Linked DNA regions of Homo sapiens: region 1 is linked to region 2. Evidence: chromatin contacts called from ENCODE Hi-C or POLR2A ChIA-PET data. All regions are on one chromosome and are shown on one strand. Each heading gives the region's core, a stretch centred on a gene start or an enhancer-like site at or near the end of the contact. The rest is flanking DNA. Distances are from core to core; before and after follow the strand shown.

The links. A loop is a pair of places that touch in the nucleus more often than their neighbours do. ChIA-PET counts read pairs that join two places held with the same protein, here RNA polymerase II (POLR2A). Pooled maps may share reads with other maps.
Region 1: a map with no recorded cell type shows a loop between it and region 2 (1.8-fold over the local background). The contact joins two enhancer-like sites. A Hi-C loop is called at or near these places in 13 of 37 single-sample maps with no recorded cell type and 5 of 50 pooled maps. POLR2A ChIA-PET finds 5 or more read pairs at or near these places in 1 of 52 experiments (OCI-LY7).

The regions. Positions count from the first base shown.
Region 1 is chrX:13,261,943-13,268,658 of GRCh38, reverse strand. LINC02154 (long intergenic non-protein coding RNA 2154) reads left to right here. Exons shown (of 2, transcript NR_146309.1): 2 at 1,324-2,611. Among named protein-coding and RNA genes, the nearest start is that of LINC02154, 38 kb to the left of the region's middle. RefSeq lists an enhancer at 4,585-4,834. Within about 2 kb of position 4,923, at least 2 of the 41 ENCODE cell types and tissues checked have a DNase peak (open chromatin) inside an H3K27ac peak, as active enhancers do.
Region 2 is chrX:13,426,365-13,432,991 of GRCh38, reverse strand. No RefSeq gene overlaps it. Among named protein-coding and RNA genes, the nearest start is that of LINC01203, 94 kb to the right of the region's middle. RefSeq lists an enhancer at 4,069-4,586. Within about 2 kb of position 4,596, at least 5 of the 41 ENCODE cell types and tissues checked have a DNase peak (open chromatin) inside an H3K27ac peak, as active enhancers do.

The DNA of each region.
Region 1 (6,716 bases), core at 3,674-6,173, 160 kb after region 2:
GAGAGTGAAGTGAATTTGAAAGTGCTTTAGGCTTGATGAATTCCGATACAATAGGGTAATTTTGATCAAAAACTTTTAAGAACAAAACTGTATATCATGTAGACCATAACTTAAGATAGTTGAAGGTAAACTGAGACAATTAATTTGGTCTCCATTTTATATTCTTCTTTATAAAGTCCATTATAATCACCTGCAATTTTTTTTACTGGCATACAAAATCTACTTTAACCTGTGGAAAAGATAGTTATCAAAATTGTATACTAATGGATATAACAACCAGTGACCAATAATCTTTAGTGCTTTGGATCTGGAGTGGTTTGGTCAACATGTAGTTACTTGGGTAGAATAACTTGCACCTAAGGAAAACCATATGTTTCTCTAGACGTATCTATCTATCTAGGCATATATATATGTATACATACAATTACAAATATTTTGATTTGTAAATATTGAGCTGAAAAAAATTTAAGCCAGGCGAACATGATATTAAACACAAAGCTAATACAACATGTGATTTTAAATGTAAATTTGATTTTATATATAATATATAATGTTATATATAATATATATAATTGAACAACATATAGTGTGTCCCAGTGTGTCATTTTCCAAGAGGTTATAAATATTTCCAAGTGAGGAGGAAGAATTCTTCAATCAAATTTTATGCCATTTGGAGCATATTTAAGACTTAGCTGAGCGTGAAGTAAAAGACATATTGTTGGCTGTAAGAAAGTCAAATTACTGCATGTAGGAAAATTTTTACCCCTCAGTGCTCAATATACAATTTTCTCAAACTTTACACCCACTGCTTAGATAAAATCTTTCAATATTGCAGCCAAGGATGAGAAATTTTAATTTCGGCCCTGTTCTTTGTCAAGAACTGTTCAATATTCTAAATCAATATAGTGATCATGGGGCTATAAGTCCCTCGAGGTGCCCATTTATCAATAGCAATTTGACTCAGTAAGAATTTGTAAACTAGCTTCACAAAGAAGGCCACAGACTAGAGTTCCTCAGCCTTGACACTGTTGACATTTTGAGCCAAATAAGTCTTTATCGTAGGTGCTGTCCTGTGCATCGTAGCATCTTCAGCAGCATCCCTGGACTTGATCCACTAAATGCCAGTGGCACCCCCTCACCCAATTGTGACCACAAAAAATGACTCCAAACATTGCCACGATTCCTGGGGGGCAAAATCACCTCCAGTTGAGAGCCATTGCTATAGAGCATAGAACACTGGTCTCAAACTTCAGAGATGGGAAAAATTTAGGACAATAAGAATGTAAAGTGACTTTTTCACTAAACCTCTTTTTTCCCTTTCAGTATAAAATAATAAGATGGCTGATCCTGCAAAGAGGCGCGGTGACATCAACAGTGACTCAGTCTCTATGATGGTATTAGTAACTGGCAGCTGACTCTCCTATTTATCATCAAGTTATGTTCCAAATAAGACTTTCAAGTCTGAGAAAAATGACAAATCCCTTCCAGGCATGGTTCAAGTTAAAGCTGAAACTGTGTCTTCGTTTCAGCTCAAGAGAGGTTTTGATTGTGTCGTGGCTTTTCCTTGTGTATTGGTTGAGGAACTGTGCCTTGGAGGGGCGGGGAGTCTTGAGAATGGGTCAACTGATGGAGGGGGAGTGGAAGACATTGGTTGCCCAAGAAAATATGTCAACATCTGTCCATCACTGCAACTCCGGCCTGATTATCATTTTTTCTGCTTCTGTAAGCACCAATGAGACAATGCCACTGAACCACATTCTTTGTTGCCTGCAGTATTTCCCACCACTGCGCCACCTCTGATATGCTAATGAGGAAGCCCAGGGTTTTGTGTGGCTGAAAAGCCTTTCAGGCACAATCAGTGGGTCAACAATCTCAACTCTGTACAGCGGCTCAGCCTGCTCTGTGAGAGGCTCCTCTTTCGGAGGGGTCCTTCCTCACACCTTTTCTGTGAGTGCGTCTGTGCTTAAGGAAGGGCAATTAACCATCTGGCTGCTTGTCCCCTGGAGAAATTGACAGAACATCAAACAGAATAAACTCATACCTTGAAAACTGCCAAGTGGCACATGACTGTCCGGTTCACTGTGGGGAGAAGCCACTAACCAATGGTCTGAATCTAAAAATGACCCAGTGGCACCGGTTTGTAGTAAAACTTTGAAGATAGAACTCCATGCAAATTCTGACTCCATAGTGCTGGTTCTTGATGTAAATCTCCCAATGTAACTGTCAAGGTTTAAAAATATCTTACGTAGGTGTTCAGAATCATAAGGTCATAGAATTATAAAATGTTAACCGGCAGAAGTATTTTCATCTTTGTCATACGAAAAAGAGTAATTTGCTCATAATAAGCCTTCAATATTTATGTATTGGATTGCAATTAACAGGAATCAAAGGAATCTTATAAGGATCATTTATCTAGAATAATCTCTATTTTCTAGAATTACTTAATGATCATTGTCTTTATTCAGCCTAAGTAACATTGAAATTTTTCTTCATTCAAATAAATTCATACTCATGAAGCCTTTCCCCACTTTTCATTTCATATTCTGTTTCTACTAGTATTGTTAACCATTGCAAAGAAATACTGTTGCCCTCCATTAAAACCTGAACTGCCTGCTGTCTATGGTTTATTTATCTAACAAAGATTTATTGTGGCGCCAGACATTGTAATAGGCCATAAAGACACAAAAAAGAAAAATAGATAGTTTCTGACCTCAGGAAAAACTTAGTCACATGAGGGAGACAGTATATAATACAACGTGGTTAGTACCTGATGAAACAGTGCACATGGTGCCATGGGAACACAAAAGCCAGCCACAGGGAAGTCAAGGAAGGCTTCCTGGAGGACAGTGAACCGAATCTTAAACTGAATAATATGTAGTGAGGAAAAGCGAGGGTAAATGGAATTTTATGAAATTTGTCAGAAGAGGTTAACCATTGTAACAAACAGCCCTGGAATTTCAGGGGCAAACACAACCAAGATTTATTTCTTGCCTATGTCACAGTCTAATGAGGTTGTCAGGGGATGTCACAAAGTGTGGTACTGTGTTCTATGAAGTCTTTCAGAGACCTGGTTCCTTCCATTAGCAACTCCCCCATCTTCTAAGACTGCACTGGATTCTTGGTTTCCTCTTCCCCAGATAGTTTGGCACCAGGAGTGTCCTCAGTAAGATAGATCTGCTTCCTGCTCTCATGGAACTACTCTAATGAAGAAACACACAAATCAATACATAAGAAAAATAGGCCTTACTTAGATGGGATGGTCAGGGAAAGCCTCTTTGGAAAGATGACATTTGAGCTGATATGTAAATGACAAGAAGGAGCTATCCACAAGAATGTGGAGGAGGAGGGACATTCCAGGCACAGAGTTAAGTTAGAGTCAAGGTCCTTAGTTAAGAATAAGCTAGGTAAGCGTCAGGATAGAAAAATGTCCAGTGTAGCTGAGGATAGTGGGCCAATGGGTGAATGGACAGATGAGGTCTCAGAGGTCAGCAGAAGTTAGCTCATGAAGGACATTATAAACTAGATTAAGAAGGATGGATTTTTAATCTAAGTGCAATGAAAAGTTATTAGAGAGATTTGAGCCCAGAACTAATGTGATTTATATTTTTACAAAACAATTCATGTGGAAGCAGAGAAAACTAGTTAGGAGGCTTTTGTACAAGCCCCAGTTGACAAAGGGTGGTGATACCAGTGGAGATGGGGAAAAATTGAAAGGTTTGAGAGGTGCTTTGAAAATAGAATTCACGGGACTTGCTGTTCCAGAAGTATTGGGTGTGGAAGGTGAGGGAAGCTATAAGACAGTAATCAAGAACAATTACTTGAGCACTAAGTGGGTGGTAAAACCATTTACTGAGATATGTGTATTTCTAGGGGAGCTATATGAGATACATGAGACTGGAAAAAACCTGATTGGCAAAAGAGAGAATACTCTTGGGTCATGTTGAGTTCGAGATGCTTATTAAGCTTCCACATAGTGATATCTAGTTGGCTGTTGGATACAGGAATCTAGAATCCTGGGCGTGAATATTTTAAAGATATTGGACATGATGAGTTTGCCCAGTTAGAGTGTGGACAAAAGATACGAGACCCAGGATAGACCCCTGAGGCGCTCAACATTTAGAGGTGCAGGCAGAGGCAAAAGACCCACCAAAGGAGCATGAAAAGGAATTGTGAGGTAGGAGGAAGCCACCAGGGTGCTGGTGAGGAGACAAGGGAAATGGGTAAAGTTCTAGGCAACAGAGAAAGGGGATATTTCAATTTTATTTCTTTAACTTCTGCATCCTCCAAACCCAGTAAGCCATTTTAAATATGATTTCCAATGAGAATACATCTGGTCAAATTAATATACTCACGAACAGCGTCCCCACAATGAACTTTTGGCCCAAGATTCATTTGTCAAGGAGATGCGGAATCAGTGGAATGGCCAATAGAACGTGGACTCTGAAGCAACCTTCCCAAAAATACAGTCATTTTTGAGATGGAGACATCGAAGCCAAGGAAATTCATTTCCAGCTTCACGTCTGAAGGTTTGAGTTCACATTTCAGCACTAACAATTGTGTATCTCTAGGGGAACTATATGAGGTTTCTGAGCCTCAGTTTCATTTTCTATATAATGGGTGTAATAACCACTGTGTATTTGTGATTACTCTCATCCCTCTGAGTAGATACAATCTTTCTGTACAATAATAAGACTTCACGCTTTCCTATCTTAGAAACCCCTTTAAAACTCCTCCCCAGACCTTCCCCTAGGTACTACTTGCTGCATTAGGTGCTGCTCTGTGTCTAAGAACTGCTGACTTTGTTTGTCTGCAGTTACTCATTATAATGTCATTACCTACCAAGGAAGGAGTATTGTTGCCTGGGCTGCTAGCCTCTGCTTCATTTGGTCATGCTTGAACTCTCTTCTTAGCTCACATCTCCTTTCTAGTCACAAGGATGTAAAATTGTCTTCAGTTTCCTCCCACCCATTCTTATTTTATAAATTGTTCGAGAAGGCGTTGGTGACCTTTACATGTGCCTCCAAATGCACTGGCTTCACACATGGTTTCTTGCACTAGCCTTGCATCTTCATGTCCTTCAAGTCAATCAATTCCTTCCACCATCCATACTGTCCAATCAACCTCAACACCACCTAACTCACATGGTGCTTGAAGGAATCAAATACTTTAGCACACATGTTGTGAACTTCATCTACAAAGGCAAAAGAGTTTTCTTGGTACTCTTGTAGCTAGATCTTTAAGCCTTTAAAAATAGACAAATGGGGACTAAAATCAAAAAGGGCTTATGTAAGTAGATTAAAGCATTTGTTCTGATTGATGCAGACATTTAAAAATGCATTATTCTAAAGAACACAATTCTAGCTCTGTGGAAGTGCTATTGAATTTCAGTCCTCTATGCCTTATGATTTTTGTAACATTCTGTTTTAGAGTCCAACAATAGACTCTGAATTTTCCCAGAGACATGAAAAGTGGTCTGTAAACAAAATGACCATTCTTCTAGAAATCAAATCATCACCAATTAATAGAACAAGGACATCATTTTTCACCCATCATTGCATTAGCTCATTAGCTCAGGCTGCCATAAAAAGCTACCATAGACTAGGTAGCTTAAATGACAGAAATTCATTTTTTTGCAGTTCCTGAGGCTGGAAAATCCAGGTTCAAGGTGACAGCCAATTCTGTTTCTGGTGAGGGCCCTCTTGCTGGCTTGGAAATAGCCAACTTCTCACTATGTCCTCATGTGGCCTTTCCTCAGTGCATGTGCATGTCGTATGTATGTGAAGGAGATCTCTCTCTCTCTTCCTCTTCCTATAAGGCCACCAATTCTATTGGATTAGGACCCCACCCTTATGACCTCATTTAACCTTAATTACCTCCTAAAAGCCTTACCTTCAAATCTAATCACATTGGTGGCTAGGGCTTAAACATATGAATTTTGGGGAAAGAGCCATAATTTAGTCCATAGCACTGGTAAACACTGCTCAGAGTTCATTGCAAAGGGCACTTTTGTACACTGCTCGTGGGGGTAAATCTGGTGTAGTCATTATGGAGGGAAATGAGGTGACGAGTACCAGTGGTCTTAAAATGGTCTCTGATGCGATAATTCCTCATTTACACCCTTAAGAAAATAATCAGAGCTGTATATACAGATTTTTGAATACATCTTTTTCTAAACCTACTATTTATAAATGCAAAGGCCTAAAAATAACCCTTTTATGTTCAACAATGGGATAATAAACACATAAATTCAGAGGCAATAATATGGTGCCAATGTGGTAGAGTGAGGAGAAATAATCTTTTTTGAAAAATCTTTAATGCCATGAGAACATATTTAGGATAATATTTAGAGGGGAAATAGGCTACTTAAAGGAATCATTTAGAATAAATTAATATTTTTAATGCATATATAAATTTGATATGCATTTACATAATATCAGAAGAATAGACATATAAATAGTAACTGGTTAGGACTGCTTGGTGGGATTTAGGGTGGTTTTTTTTTCTTCAAAGTCTTTTGTGTTTCCAAACTATTGACAGTTCGCATTTATTATCAGTATACTAAGGAAAAAAAGCCATTTTAAAAATAGCTCTAGGAAACTATTCAAATCTAAAGCTTAAGCATTTATATTTCATGCTGCTTATGAGAAGACCAGGGACATGTAGCAGTTGCTTGTTTTTTTCTTTGTAATTCTAGTCATTCTATGTGACTCCCCTGT
Region 2 (6,627 bases), core at 3,347-5,846:
TAGGATCTGGCTCCATCACACTGGGTGTAGCCAAAAGAACACTAAACAGAATTAAGAAGACTTGGGACAGTGTCTCATCTGTAAAATGTGCATAAAATAACAGCTCAGATTACCTCATGGGGATATGTAGTCACTTTCAAGTGGAAATACTAAAGAAAAACTGTAAAGAACTTTGAAAATATTTATACAAATATAAATATAATCATTACAATCCTTGGAGAGCCCCAAATTGCTCAATACCCAAAAGTTTTTTTAAAAAAATGACTTGGACTGCATTAGTTACTGCTTTTAAAAATGTGTTTTGCATCTTCTGGTCATAAAAGATTCAAACTATGTGAAAAGAGCCAACAGCCCATTTGACTTTAAGTTCAGAACAATGAACTCATCAGAGTTATTTTTACATGTACTGTAGTTTGGCCTAGAGCCACTGGTCACAAGAAAGCATGAGTGTGTTCTGGGCAGCATTTCTGCTTAAGCAGCTTCAAGACAACACCTCCAAGACAAGGAGATTCCCTTTGCAAATCTCCTTGAGGCCTTTTCACGGTTTACAGAATTTTAACTAATTAATGTTTAACTTGGTTTTGTAAACAATATTACACAAAGAGAAACCCTCTTAATAGAGACATACTCTCTAGAAGTGTCTTTTTAGAAGAGTGCTGTCCAATGAAATATACTGTGAGCCATACATGTAATTTTTTTTTTTTTAAGACAGTCTGGCTCTGTTGCCCAGGCTGGAGTGCGGTGGCACAATCTGGGCTCACTGCAACCTCTGCCCCCTGGGTTCAAGTGCTTCTCCTGCATCAGCCTCCCAAGTAGCTGGGATTACAGGTGTGTGCCAACACATTTTTGTATTTTTGGTAGAGACAGGGTTTCACCGTGTTGGCCAGGCTGGCCTCAAACTCCTGACCTCAGGTGATCCACCCGCCTTGGCCTCCCGAAGTGCGGGGATTACAGGCGTGAGCCAGTGTGCCCGGCCATGCATGTAATTTTATTTGTTTAATAGCCACATTAAAAGATGTAAAACAAATGGGTAAAATTAATTTTAATAATATCTTTCATTTAACCCAATATATCTAGAATATTTCATTTAACCCAATATATCTGGAATATTATTTCAACATGTAATCAGCAGCAGGCATCCCTTACCTGGCCACCCCCACCCTTTCCCTCAAACTGCCTTTGAAAAATCTCTACTAAAAATACAAAAAATTAGCCGGGCGTGGTGGCAGGCGCCTGTAGTCCCAGCTACTCGGGAGGCCGAGGCAGGAGAATGGCATGAACCCAGGAGGCGGAGCTTGCAGTGAGCTGAGATCGCGCCACGGCACTCCAGCCTGGGCGACAGAGCAAGACTCTGTCTCGAAAAAAAAAAAAAGAAGAAAAAAAGAAAAATCCCTAACCTACAAGCTTTGGAAAAGAATGATTTGAGTACTAACTCTGCATCCCACGTGGCGTGCCCAGCTTTGTGTCTATTAAACTCTCTACTACACGCCATGGTCTTTCTTATTGCAGTGGGTAAGAAGAACCCCTTGGGTAGTTCTTCTTCTACCCCTTGGGTAGAATAATCTCTTGATTCCAAGAAAACCCAATGTTTAAGGAAACTCTTTTATTCTGACTACAGGAGCTTTTGTTATGGGAATTGACTATGCAGGGAAAACTCTCTCTAACTTTTCCTTTTCCATTATCCATTAATTGGGTTGTCAGGGCAATCTAGATTGAGTGTGCCTATAATTTGTAGGATGACCAACCATTCTTATTTGCCCAGGACTGAGGGTTGTCCCAGTACATGGACTTCGGTGCTAAAACTGGGAGAGTCCCAAGCAACCTGGGACGAATTCATCACCGTAAATTTAGAGAAAATGTTTTAAGCACTCCTGGGAGCGCCTATGTGGTGTGTCCTTACAGCAAATATTTGGGTAACAATCTCAAGATTGCTTAAACTCTCCATGCCTCAGTTTCCTTCCTGGCCTCAGTTCCCATATTGGTAAATAAGGATCATAAATATAACCTATCTCATAGGGTTACTGTGAAGATTTGACGTATATTTAAGGTGTCTAGAGATATGTAAGTTGCTTTAAACAGACTTGGCAGATAGTGCTCAGTTGATGTTTATTATTAGATTTTTTATTTGTTTCTCGAGGTCAGGATGCACATCTGATATCTCGGCATCACCCCTTCCCCAAAATGCTTAATACGCTGCCATAAGTAGAATAAACACTCATCAAATATGGCTGAGCCCAGCAATCCCAGTTGTCCTGGCTCTGGTCTGGATGTGGAAGCCATTCTCTGAGGCCTCCCAAATATGGTCAATGTAGTGCCTCTCTGTTCAGAATAGGCACTGACTGCTTCAGGTCCTGGTTTCTGGCCTGTCTGGTATCCTGCTGTGAAATATGACATCATCGGATGGTGTCATCTCTGGCCAGAACCTGAGTATCATCTCGAATTATTTTCCCATGATTATCTTTGCAAAGCTGTTGGGTTCTGGCTTTTCCAAACAGCACAGCCAAGAAGAAGGCTTCAACGTGGGATTTAAGCTATATGGCATCAAGATTGGTTGCCTTCCCACTGCCAGTATCCTTCCGCTTTTTTGTTTCTAGCAGAACCTGCCTCCCATGCTGGAGACAGAGAATGCCAAAGACTCACTTTCCCAGCTTCCCCTGTGTCTAGAGCAGGTGACCCATTCGTGGCCAATGGGACCAAAGAGAATACCTGCTAAGGGATTCTGGGACAAAGTTCCTCCCTCCTTTTCTGATATTTGCTACTTGGAGCTGAGGGGGGCCATTGCAAGACCATGACAGAGGATCAAGAGAACTACAAAGAAGATGGAATTGGATGGAAAATAAAGAATGAATATGTGAGTCACTGCTGCTTTGAAGTCATTTAACTGCTGAATTAACCAAGTCTGGAACCTCCTGCCTCCAGACCTCTTATTATGTGAGATTTTTCAGTAGACCCCTGTTGTTTAAGTCATTTTTAGTTGGATATTTAGTTTCTGCCCTGGAAAATATTCTAACTGACACAAATGAGTTCTTTGATGGCCCTAGGAAGAATTAGTCCTTAATTAGTCATAATCCCATGTTCTTTCTTCAAGACCCCTGCTGCCAAAAGCCAAGGGTAATCTGTCACTTCTAGAACTTCTCTGGCCGGCCCCTGCAGACAGTATAGTTTGATGGTTATGAGCACAAATCCAGGAGTCAGATCTTGGCAAGTGTGAGCTTTGGCAAGTTACTTAAACTCTCAGTATCTTAATTTTCTTCATCTGTGATCTGGGAATGATGATAATAATGCATCTAACTTGTAGAGTTTTGTGTTAAATGAAGAAACACACAAAAAGTACTTGCCTGGCTCATAATATGCACCATAGGTGAGAGCTGTTTCGCTTATTTACTATTCATTTTATGTAACCTTGTGCTGTTATTGATTTACACACACACACACACACTTCTTCCATTGCTCTTTCATGTCTCAGTGGTTGTACTTATCATCCATAAAGAGAAATTCCATTTTCTAAAACAGCACATTTCTAGGAGCCAGGGAATATGCTTCTTCACTCACTAGCTGTGCCATGAGCACTTCACTTATTTTCTCAGTATTTAGGTTTCTTCATTTGATAAAGAAAGCTGGCCAGGTACAGCGGCTCATGCCTGTAATCCCACCACTTTGGGAGGCCGAGGTGGGTGGATTGCTGGAGTCCAAGGTGGAAGGATTGCTTGAGGTCAGGAGTTCAAAATCAGCCTGGGCAATGTAGTGATACCTCATCTCTACTAAAAATCAAAAAAATTAGCCAGGCATGGTGGCATGCACCTGTAGTCCCAGACACTCGGGAGGCTGAGGCTAGAGAATCACTAGATTTAGGGAGGCGAAGTGAGCTGTGCAGTGAGCTGTGATTGTACCACTGCACTCCAGCCTGGGTGACACAGTGAGACCCTATTAAAAAAAAAGAAGAAGAAGAAAGAAAAGGGAAGGTATTGTCTTTATTTCAGTTCCCCCCAAAAAAGACCCTGATAAAGTGCTAGTCATTTACTTGGGAGGTGATTGAAGGAAACTCCAATAATGGAGTGAGAAGGTGAGCCTGGAAAGGAAGGAAAGGCAGGGAAGCCCTTAAAAGATACACTATCAAGCTACTTCCTGCTATGGACAAAGGGACCACAGGGCTTCATCCCACGAAGAGCTCTCAGCATAGACCACCCCATGCCTCAGAGGTACACCCCCAAAGGAAGAGCTTGCTGGCTATTTAAACACCATCTCCCTTCAGGCATTGGTTGAGAGCTGCTGGGACGGTGGTGCATTCAATCTCAGGCTCTCCTCCCTCTGTGGGTGGGCTGAGCAGGCCCAGCCTCGAGAGGAAATTGGCAGTCAGCTGAAAGTGGGGCAGCACATACCACAATGGGAAGGTCTGAGGGGGGCCTCTCTAGGCTAAAGTGGTGATTGATTCAACTCAGTAAATATGTTTTTGCGGGGGAGAGAGGGAAGTGGCAGAAGCTATTCTGTCCAAAGAACTTTGCTAGCTAAGCAACAGGCTATGAAGATGAGTAAGAAATGGTTCCAGACTTTAAGGGTGTCACAATTCAGTGGCAGAGATAGGCATGTTAACAAATATTATATTAACAATCTTTACTGTGTAAGGAGTCCAAGACTAGAAGTTTGTTTATTTTTACCTAACAGACTGGTAAATAGTGAGGCTATGGGAAAACAGACAATCTCATGCATGGTTGCTAAAAGGAATGATTTGCCAATGTTTTTCAAAAATACAAATGTGTTTGTTTACTCTTTGACCCAGCAATCCATCTTCCGGGAATTTATCCTATAGATCTGCCTGTACATGAACAAAATGATGAATGTGCAAGGTGATTCATTGCAGCATCATTGTAATAACAAAAGACTAGAAATAATCCAAGCGAACATCAGGAGGGACTGGTTAAATGCAGTGGAGTAATTTGCAGCTGTATAAAAGAGTGAAGGAGTCTTCCCCAGAATATATTGTTAAGTTAAAAAAAATCAAAATGAAAAGGCAGAGTATATGTGGTGAGATAGAGGATTCAGAGCTGATCAAGGAAAGGACATGACCACGAAATGACAGTAGCACAAATGAACTTTGTTTGGGTGGTGCTTGGTTAGCATACGTGAGTGAAGTTCTTCACAGCAGGAGACCTTCCAGAAAGAGCAGCATGGAGCCACCACCCAGAAGAGGAAGAGAACAAGGGCATTCCCAGGGGAGAGGGAAATCGGAGAAGTGCCTCCTGCAGGTAGATGATGTTACCCAGTAACAAGATGGGGAGTCTTTGGGGTCAGAGAGCTTGAATCGGCAGCAGTGGCTTGGTGTCTTTCGTATCCCCAAGGTTCATCTTATCTATGGCTAGCAGATGTTGGGTACAGCTTCATAGGATGTGCAAGACAGGCAGGCTTTAAATAGCTAAAAATATGGTTATTTGGGCTACATTTAAGGCAATCAGATGTATATGAATTTGAGTTTAGTGCCAGAGGGCTTTGAGCTAATTGTCCTAGCCTGCTGTGAAGATGTAAACAACATGGGGACCAATATCCAGGGCCCCCCACCTTTAGCCCATTTATATAACAGCATGTAACATGTTAACTCTATGTAAGAATGAGGGAGAAATCAGAACATATATGTGTTTGTACATAGTTCCATAAAGAAACATTGGAAGTATATGCAAGAAACTAATAAAAGGAATGAGGCAATAGGGTGGAGGACAGACCAGCTTATGGATGCTAGTAAGACTTCTCAATATATATTTTTTATACCATTTTTATTTTTGAACCACGTGAAGGTATCACTTGAAAAAACAAGTAAAATTAAAGCAAACGAAGAAGAGGGTTGTCCAAAGTTCACAAGCATCATGGAGGCAGGTGGTTAACACTGTTGGAGGGATGGGAGATTATGGTTTTAGTGCAATCACATCATTCAGGTATTTATTTACTGTCCACCTTGTCCTAAAACTTTAGTTCTGGCACATAGTAGGCACATGATAAATATCTTTTTGAATTAACAAGTAAGCAATGCAGAATTTGAGAAGCTAGTTTTCTTTTTCTTTCTTTCTTTTCTTTTTTTATGGAGAGACAAGGTTGCAATCTTGTCTAGGCTGGAGTGCAATGGTGTGGTTATAGCTCACTGCAACCTCGAACTCCTGGGCTCAAGTGATCCTCCCACTTCAGCCTTCCAAGTAGCTGAGACTGCAGGCATGCCACCATGCCCAACTAATGTTTTTAACTTTTTATAGAGAAAGGGTCTCACTATGTTGCCCAGGCTGGTTTTGAACTCCTGGCCTCAAGCAATCCTCCTGCCTTGGCCTCCCAAAGTGCTGGGATTATAGGTGTGAGCCACCACACCTGGCCAAGAAGCTAGTTTTCAAGTTCAAATACAATTTCTAGGGGCATTTTATAAATTGTAAGTTGCTATTCAAAGAAAATAATTGTTTTTATGTTTCTTACATCCCCTACAGAGCTTAACAAAAGTATCCTGCGCTTCTTAGACCCTCAGATATTTATTGAACAAATGATTTCATTAAAAAATAATTTCCAGATTTCTGCTGTGATGGTACTTTTCCACTTAGGAGGCTTAGTTTTAAGTAAATTTCAGTTTTAAAAAGCACTTTTTTCAATTATTAGTTT